Linked DNA regions of Homo sapiens: region 1 is linked to region 2. Evidence: chromatin loops called from intact Hi-C (ENCODE). Cell type or tissue: heart left ventricle. All regions are shown on one strand.

Evidence for each region. Hi-C counts contacts between places; a loop is a spot of excess contacts. Peaks named below come from ENCODE experiments on the same cell type or tissue, not always from the same donor. Only the 100,000 strongest peaks of a DNase experiment are listed, where the experiment ranks them.
Region 1: it touches region 2 in a loop (9-fold over the local background); 47 of 110 quality-filtered maps call a loop at or near these places.

The regions. Positions count from the first base shown.
Region 1 is chr12:130,390,283-130,395,282 of GRCh38, reverse strand. It overlaps a transcript of PIWIL1 not described here. Among named protein-coding and RNA genes, the nearest start is that of PIWIL1, 55 kb to the right of the region's middle. RefSeq lists enhancers at 1,834-3,033, 2,621-3,121, 3,122-3,622. In heart left ventricle, no CTCF peak of the experiment used is centred here; no DNase peak of the experiment used is centred here; H3K27me3 peaks cover 757 bases.
Region 2 is chr12:130,753,130-130,758,129 of GRCh38, reverse strand. LOC105370080 (a long non-coding RNA gene) reads right to left here and starts at 1,163. Exons shown (of 5, transcript XR_002957439.2): 1 at 13-1,163. In heart left ventricle, no CTCF peak of the experiment used is centred here; a DNase peak (open chromatin) is centred at 2,746.

The DNA of each region.
Region 1 (5,000 bases), 360 kb after region 2:
TTTTGCTTTTGTTTTATGACCGAAAATTGTACCAAACAAGTTAGGAAGCTCTCCATTACCAGTGTGAGTGTAATTTTCTGTCTTCACAGGTTAGTCTAAAAGTGGAAGCCCAAACTGTACAGAGTACTCAAAGAACAGAAACCATTTCCTCTTGCAGTTAAATGGCTCCAACCCTTCCTCCCGCTGCTTCTAAGGAAGTGGCTGCAGCCCTGACCCATGAGCGCCTCCCCACATTACCATCCATTTGCCTCTGCTGCTCCCCCTCCCCTGCCAAATAAAACAAGTGATTCTTTCGATTCAGAATGACCCTCCCATTCTCATCCTGACCTGTAAAGGCACAATTTTCATTGAACAACAAACAACTATACCTAAATTCTTAATTTCATTTTCTGTTATGACTTTCCTATGTATATTCAAAATGAGAAACTTTTGCCAAATTTCGTTTTGCAGTTACTTCTCATGCACATAAACATTTTTCTATCCTCTCGCTAACACTTTTCAAATAAACTATTTGCTTAAACTAGAACACAAAACTCCTGTGTTCCACCAAGTGAGCTTTACTGTATTTTCTTATTCTTGAAAATTATTTAAAGCTGCACTCAGAAAAAAAAAAAAAAATGCAAAAATCCCCAACCTTCCAGAAATTTCTACGGTACTTTTTTCTGTGGCCCCGAGGTAGAGGCAGTCTGGCAGTGACGAACTGGGTTCTTGGGAAAAGTTCTGCTAAATAAAGCTTGTTTGCAGGTATATTGGAAGCTTTTGGGAAAAGAAAGAAAACTACATTGAAAGCCTCATTCATATTAAAAGAAAAAAGATATACTTCTAAACATTTTTAATTTTGAAAAGAAAACCGTTTTATGTGAAGTGCTCTTTCATATGGGTAAAGAAAAAATACCTAGCTATCCCCTGGCTGGCTCCGTGCACCTCCGCGTGCAAGCTCACTGTTGCAGTCGGACTCCAGGCCCTTGTGCTGCCAGCTGGCGCAGCCCCTTCCTGCAGCCCCTCTCATCACAGAGAACTGATGCCTGGGACTACCAAACAGTATATGGAGCTTATGGTAGAACAACAATAACCAAAGTCTCTAAAAAAGAGGATGAATCAAGTGTCAAAGTGAAATTAAGAATACGAAAGAAATCCGACCCTATGTGGAAATACTCCATGGAGCAGGAGGAGCTATGCAGAGAGAGTGCCGAGAAGGCCCAGGTACAGGCTTTCCACCCACATGCATGGTAGGGGCCTTCTCTACCTTTAGAACCTTACCCCAAAGACGTCAATAAGGAATCCGTAAAATACATACAGCAAACACAAAATGCCCAACTTCACTAGCTGAAGAAATAAAAACTAATAATGCAAAATTTTTCTGCTCCAAAGTTACCCAAAAGCCAAACATGAAACCGCTGATATTGGGGAGGATGGGAGCTCCTGCCGTGGGGGCTGCAGTCTCTATCGTGTGTCTTACGCACTTGGCCAAGTGACTTTCTAAAGCCTTGAACGTGTGTGTTTATGTCCTTTAACTGAATCTCATTTCTAGGAATCCAACTGAAAAGAGATATCTAGGCAAGGATTTAAGAACTAAGAAATGTATCACATTATTATAATAGTGAAAAGTGGTAAATTCACAAAAAAATCCAATACCGGTCTAGTGAAATCATAGCTATTCATCACAGGATTCAACATTCACCAGGTAACTGACACACACACGTGAGGATGGTGACTGGGTCATCACAACATTCAGTATTCACCAGAACTGATGCACCCACGTGATGACGGTGACTGGGTCATCACCACATTCAGTATTCACCAGGTAACTGACGGACACGTGATGACAGTGACCGGGTCATCACAACATTCAGTATTCACCAGGTAACTGACGCACCCACGTGATGACGGTGACTGGGTCATCACAACATTCAATATGCACCAGGTAACTGACGGACACACGTGATGATGGTGACCGGGTCATCACAACATTCAATATTCACCAGGTAACTGACGCACACATGTGATGACGGTGACCGGGTCATCACAACATTCAATACTCACCAGGTAACTGACAGACACACATGATGACGGTGACCGGGTCATCACAACATTCAATACTCACCAGGTAACTGACGGACACACGTGATGATGGTGACCGGGTCATCACAACATTCAATATTCACCAGGTAACTGACGGACACACGTGATGACGGTGACTGGGTCATCACAACATTCAATATGCACCAGGTAACTGACGGACACACGTGATGACGGTGACCGGGTCATCACAACATTCAATACTCACCAGGTAACTGACGCACACACGTGATGACGGTGACTGGGTCATCACAACATTCAATACTCACCAGGTAACTGACAGACACGTGATGACGGTGACCGGGTCATCACAACATTCAATACTCACCAGGTAACTGACGGACACACGTGATGACGGTGACCGGGTCATCACAACATTCAATACTCACCAGGTAACTGACGGACACACGTGATGACGGTGACTGGGTCCTCACAACATTCAATATTCACCAGGTAACTGACGGACACACGTGATGACGGTGACCGGGTCATCACAACATTCAATATTCACCAGGTAACTGACAGACACGTGATGACGGTGACCGGGTCATCACAACATTCAATATTCACCAGGTAACTGACAGACACGTGATGACGGTGACCGGGTCCTCACAACATTCAATATTCACCAGGTAACTGACAGACACACGTGATGATGGTGACTGGGTCATCACAATATTCAATATTCAACAGGTAACTGACGGACACGTGATGACGGTGACCGGGTCATCACAACATTCAATATTCACCAGGTAACTGACAGACACGTGATGACGGTGACCGGGTCCTCACAACATTCAATATTCACCAGGTAACTGACGGACACATGTGATGACGGTGACCGGGTCATCACAACATTCAATATTCACCAGGTAACTGACGGACACATGATGACGGTGACCGGGTCATCACAACGTTCAATATTCACCAGGTAACTGACGGACACGTGATGACGGTGACCGGGTCATCACAACGTTCAATATTCACTGGGTAACTGATGCATCCACGTGATGACGGTGACCGGGTCATCACAACATTCAATATTCACCAGGTAACTGACGGACACGTGATGACGGTGACCGGGTCATCACAACGTTCAATATTCACTGGGTAACTGATGCATCCACGTGATGACGGTGACCGGGTCATCACAACATTCAATATTCACCAGGTAACTGACGCACACACGTGATGACGGTGACTGGGTCATCACAACATTCAGTATTCACCAGGTAACTGATGGACACACGTGATGACAGTGACCGGGTCATCACATTGAATATTCACCAGGTCACTGACGCACGCATGTGAGGACGGTGACTAGGGGGAAAGGCTCTCGTGGTCACAGGCCCTTATCAGGAGCAGCATCTCTGTTAAGGTTCAAGGACCCCTTACGCATGCCCCCATGGGTGTCGCAGGTGGCCTGTCTGCATCCTCACCCCTCTCTGGCCCTTCTCCATTTTCTCTGACACTCAGACCCTCTCTGCTGGCTTGGCCTCATCTACCACAGCTGGTGTCTGCCTCCAGCCTCCCTACCATTCTGCTGGGGTCTTTGCCTCCAGCCTCGTGACCATTCCGCACTTCACAATCCCTATTCCATTTAGTTACCAGAAGAAGAAGACACATGTAAGTAACCATACAAATTGAAAATAATAAAGCTTTTTTCTAGTCCCTTCTTAAAAGACTTCTCTGGGGATAGAGTAGGAGGAAAAGGGACGGGGGAGGAAAGGGTTAAACAACAATGCTGCCTTCTGATAGCATTTGATGAGCAGTCACCAAAACAGCTGCCTCTAATTTTCCAATAAAATCCTTGTAGAGATGGCTGGACTTGCGTCAGATTTGGGGCGTAATCTCCACACACTGTGAGGGAAAAGGAGAGAGAGCACGGCCCCAGCGAGAATTTCCAGCGCTGTCTCACCCGCGTTGTTCCTGAAGACATTGTTTCCGAAGCGGAGACGGTGAGAAGGCAGGCGGCCTCACCTTGGCGAGAAGCCGGGGCTCAGCAGCCCTTCCTCTTCCTCAGGCCCATGTGCTGCTGGTTGTCCCTCATCCAAATCAGCAACTCCTGAGGAACTTAGTAGGAAGCAGGGAGAGAACAGTGAGACGCCCACAGCCATTCTAGGGACACAGCCCTGGAGTGCGATCCACACGACAGAAGAGGGGAAAGAGGGCGAGGGCCCCGGGGACAGCACCTGCTGGGACTCTGATTTTCCATATGTGCCAGTGCACAGAGAACTATGTGGGGAAGGCAGGAGGCTTCAAAGCAGTGAGACAGGGACCAGGTAAGTTGTGCAGGCACCGGTCCTGGAGAAGAAGCTGCCCAGCAGGTGAGAGACAACGACCAGGCCAAGCCAGCCCACCGTCTAGCCCAGTGATGGGTGGGCCGCATACAGCCCTCACCTGTTTGAGAGGAGAGAAAGAAAACAACAAAAAGAAAGGGTGAAAGGGAGGGAGGGGAAGAGGAGCAGAAAGAGAGGGAACAAACCAAACAAGGTCTATGACAAATGACTTCAGAGTAAGGGGTAGGAAACAAGACATGAGATCCTTGAGTCAGAGACAGAAGATGTGGTCAGAAGCAAAAAGAGTATAACTGGTACCCATTGCCCAAGCTCTAATTCCAAAGGAGCAAAGTGAACGGGACCAGTGATGCCACACACACACAGGTGGCTGAATTGGAGCAGGGGAAACCTGGGCTGAGGGACCCCGGAGTCCTTTATAATGGGCAGTAACCTTGTCTGACTTTTGCCCTGAAGCAAGATATTATTTTTATGACGCTGGCCTGTAAGCATGCCTGCCCTCTGCTCTGAAGGGAGACACCATCTCTACCTTCTGGGGCAGTCTGCTGTACAAACAACCTCACAAACATCATCTGGACAAAGGTAGTCAGTACTGCTTCTCACCAGACAGGTAGAAACACAAGA
Region 2 (5,000 bases):
CCATATCCATACCTCTCTCTATATCAATATCCATATCCATATTCATCCATTCCCGTGCTTATGTCCACTTCCATATCCACGCATGTCCTGTTACTCTGCTTCCCTGGGGACCCCTGGCTGAAACAGGAGGCTTCTATTGAACTCACTGGATGTGGCAAATTAAGAAAGGTTTCTCTTGTTCTGGGGTCTTAGGTGACCCCTGCTGGTCCCCTCTGTTGGTGATTTCCTTGACCCTGGGGTGCTGCCCTCTCTGCAGCGTCAGCCTCTACTGGTTCTTGAAGAGAAGCAGCAGGCCAGCCCCATCCCTCTGGATTTATATGTGGGGGCAGATCTCTCGGTCATGGGTCTCTCAGGTGCTAGCACCACAGCATGGAGTTATCTGAGTTGTCATCTCAGAGCAGGAACTCATCACCAAGGAGAGAGTGCCAAGCCATGCATGAGGAATCCACTGCCATGATCCAACACCTCCCATCAGGCCCCACCTCCAACACTGGGGACCACATTTCAACATGAGATTTGGAGGGGACACACATCCAAACCACATCACCACACAGTTGTGGTGATAAGATATAAAATCTATCATGGCAAAGGCAAAAAATAAAAAGAAATGAAGTTGAGTTTAACAATCAGTGGTAAGTGGCAGTTATAACCACTGTGTCTTCTGTCTCATAGTGGAACACCGAGGCATGGGGCAGCTTCCCATCACCTTACCTTTGATGATGGTACCTCTTAGCTTTCTTCTTGGGGCCTCCGTCTCTCCATTTGTAAGCAGAATATTGGATTTGCTAGTTCCTGCGGTCCTCCCAGAGTGACATGCTAGGCTGCTGACTGGAATTGCGGAGGGGCCAGAGCAGACCGCCCCTAGAAGGGTCCGCCCAAGTAGGAAATGACAGCCTCCCTGCCTTGTCATCTCCTCCTCCAGAGTGGACGTATGGAGACTTCACTGCACATGTGGGGATTGTGCTTGTTGACCTCGTAGTTCCCTCTGAAGAGGGCATTTGGGTCTCAATAGAGGCCCAGTTGCTGCCCAGGGAAATAAGAAATTCTATAACATCCACAGCTTATGTGGCCTTAAAAACTCAAAGAAGAGCTGGGTGCGGTGGCTCACTCCTGTAATCCCAGCACTTTGGGAGGCCAAGATGGGCGGATCACAAGGTCAAGAGATTGAGACCAGCCTGACCAACATGGTGAAACCCCATCTCTACTAAAAGTACAAAAATTAGCTGAGCGTGGTGGTGGATGCCTGTAGTCCCAGCTACTCAGGAGGCTGAGGCAGGAGAATTGCTTGAACCCGGAAGGCAGAGGTTGCAGTGAGCTGAGATCGCGTGACTGCACTCCAGCCTGGCAACAGAGCAAGACTCCATCTCAAAAACAAAAACAAAAACAAAAACAAAAACAACCAAAAAAAAACACACAAAGAAACAAAACCAAAAACAAAGACAAAAGAAACCCCCAAAAAACTCAAGTCCATATGTTTAAATATTTGACAACCATTGCCCTTTTGGGGGATTCGAAGGGAGCAGGAGGTCTTCAGGGCTGCTGAGGCGGAATTGGCACCATTCACTCAAAGCTTATTGCTTTCTGAGCTCTTGTCTGTTAAATGTCCCTGGACAGTCCTAGCCAATGAAACTCACCTTAGTTTGCTTCAATTTTCCTGTCTCTGTTCATTCATGACCAAATGAACTATTTTGGGGAGAGAGAAATTGCCATTCCTGGTGAATAACAAGTTAGTAGATCATTGGAGGCCAATTCAAGGCCTGTTAGGAGCAAATCCAGCCTTTGCAAGGATTATTTCAAAACCTGGCATTTCCGTCGAAAAATCAAACTGGGCTTGCTGTTGACCTGACCATGTGTGTTGAGACCACAGTCCTCCATCTTACTTGGGTCATGTTGACTCATACATCGGTAGTTTGGAACCCACTTTGTCCATGGAAATGGTGGTGTTGGTGGAAAATAAAGCATGGACAATTAAAAACAAAACTTCTGAAGTTACTGTCTGATTTTTTTTTTTTTTTTTTTTTTTGAGATGGAGTCTTGCTCTGTCGCCCAGGCTGGAGTGCCGTGGCGCGATCTCGGCTCACTGCCAGCTCCACCTCCCGGGTTCACGCCATTTTACCGCCTCAGCCTCCGGAGTAGCTGGGACTACAGGCGCCCACCACCATATCCGGCTAATTTTTAAAACATTTTTTTTTTGTATTTTTAGTAGAGACAGGGTTTCACCATGTTAGCCATGATGGTCTCCATCTCCCAACCTCGTGATCCGCCTGTCTTGGCCTCCCAAAGTGCTGGGATTACAGGCGTGAGACACTGTGCCTGGCCTGCTGTCTGATTTTTAATTTACCTTTGAGCCAACTTTTAAAATCAGTCTCCCTAATAAATGAGGGGGGTTGAGGGGTGAAAAGGAGGAAGACATCCCAGCAGCAGGCTAGGTGCCAGAAGGAAGCTGTCCTGGGGTTAAATGCTGGCCAAGGCTATTACTGAAATGGGTAACTCACATTCAGATGATGGAATCTGGCTGCATTTAGTGAGCTCTTGCATGTGTATATTTTTATGCCATATACTGCACTTCCTTAAACTCAAGGTATTTGATGCACTTCACGTAGTGGTTCTCAGCAGGGAGGCTGCAGCTAGACTGCTGTCATTTAAATACAGTGTCTGCCACTCACTAGCTGTGTGGCCTAGCACTGGGCTTGGGGTGAGGGGAGTGAGGTGCCAGGGGCAGTGCACGTGCAGGCAGACCCCTGAGCAGGGTGCCTTCTTAAATTCCCGGCCCCAGGCGCTTCACTTGCCTCGTCACAGTCCCAGCCCTGGAGTGACCCGGAGCCTTGTTTAGCTCTATACCTCAGTCTCTTCATCTGTGAAAGGGGGGTGACTGTGACACCCACCCCATAGTGTTCCAATGTTGGGGATAGCTGAATTAAAAGGCTGGAGGTATTTAGGATGGCTCCTGGCACACGGCAGGCGCTGGGCGAGCATCAGCTGTCACTCAACACACACAGAGGCTGCTTTCTCAAGGGCAGGAAGCAGGGGACCTTGAAGCTTTTCCTTCTGGTGGTTCTGGAGTTTCCATGCATGTGCTACTTGGAAGCCACTGACTTTCAACATCAAGCTCCTGCTGCACCCATTTTCTGGGGCTGGCCTGGTGCTTGGGAGCCTCATTCTTGCCTTGCCAGGGTCTGCCTGCTGGACTGGCCACTGGTAGGCTAGAGGAGGCTGCAAGGATGAGTGGAAGGGAGGACCTGTTGCCCTGCTTCCCTCTGGTTCCTGCTTTACTTCCTGTTCCTGCCTCATTTCCTGCTCCTGCTTTCCTTTCTGTTCCTGCCTCACTTCCTGCTTCTGCTTTACTTCCTATTCCTGCCTCTTTCTGGCTCCTGCTTTACTTCCTTTTCCCCCTTTAGTTTCTGCTCCTGCTTTACTTCCTGTTCCTGTTGTGCTTGCTGCTCTGCTTTCCTTTCCTGCTTTACTTCCTGCTCCTTTGCTTCCTGCTCCTGCCTCACTTCCTGTTCATTCACTTCCTGCTTCTGGTTTACTTCCTGTTCCTGCCTCACTTCCTGCTCATTTGGTTCCTGCTTCTGCTGCTTGTTCCTGCCTCACTTCCTGCTCCTGCTTTACTTCCTGCTCCTTTGCTTCCTGTTCCTGCTTCACTTCTGATTCCTACTTTGCTTCCTGCTTCTGCTTGGCTTCCAGTCTCGCCCTTCAGCTCCCACTCCTCATCCTGCTCCTGCCACTGCTGCCCCACAGCATGACTTCCTGTTGGTGGCAGGTGGGCTTGACCTTAGGACTTTAGCACCCAGAATGGGGAAATAGGCAGGAGAAAGGGGTCTCCTAGAAAGGCGGAAGGCGGGGACTCTGTGGCTGTGGGAATGTGGGGATGCCAGGAGCCTCCTACCCTGCTGGTGGGAGTGAAAAATGGTGCAGCCACTTTGGAAAACTATTTGGCAGCTTCTTAAAGAGTTCAACAGAGTCTTACCATGTGACCCAGCAGTTCTCCTCCTAAGTATTAAACTAGGAGAATGAAAAACCTACCTTCACACAAAGGCTTTCTACAGATGTTCCTCATAGCATTATTCCTAATTACTATAGAAACTTCAAACGGCCTGGATGGCCATCCGCAGGTGCCCACCTGAGCAAGTGTGGCCCATGCGCCCTGGGACTCACTGCCCCGCTGTCAGAGAGTATGCGCTGCAGCTTCACGCCACAGCAGGCATGGCCTCCGAAATAGTGCCTGACATGGAAGAAGCCAGATGACACTGCAAGACTTCATGGATAGGAAATTTCTGGGAGAGGCAAAACGGTAGAGACAAAAAGTAGATCCGTGGTTCCCTGAGGATGCGGGTGGGGATTGACTGCCAGGGGTACAGTGAAGCTTTCTGGACTGATGTGGCTGCCTTAGAACTGGATTTTGGTGATGGTTGCTTAATTATACGTTTACTAAAAGCCATCCAATGCCATCTTTACCATGGGTCAACTGTATATTCATTATAATCCTATAAAGCTGCTTTTAATAAAATCATTGTCCAAATATTTAAGGTGGTGGATATCCCAGTTACACTGATTTGATCTTTATAAATGATATGAATAAAATGATCACATGAACCCCCCACATATGTACACCTGCTATGTATCAGTTAAAAAAAAAAAACAGTGCCTGGCCAACATGGTGAAACCCCGTCTCTACTAAAAATACAAAAAATTAGCCGGGTGTGGTGGCACACGCCTGTAATCCCAGCTATTTGGGAGGCTGAGGCAGGAGAATTGCTTGAACCCAGGAGCTGTAGGTTGCAGTGAGCCGAGAATGCACCACTGCACTCCAGCCTAGGGGTCAGAGCAAGACTACCTCTCAAAGAAAAAAACAAAAAAACAAATAAAAAGCAGTGATTGTCCCCTTCTCCGTGCAGGACTTGGGACCGGGACCTGCCCTCTCACGGGCGTTTGGGGTGTTCTGTGTTCGCTCCTGCAGGCCTGCGGAGCATGGGGTGAGCAGCAGAGAGCGCTCTGCC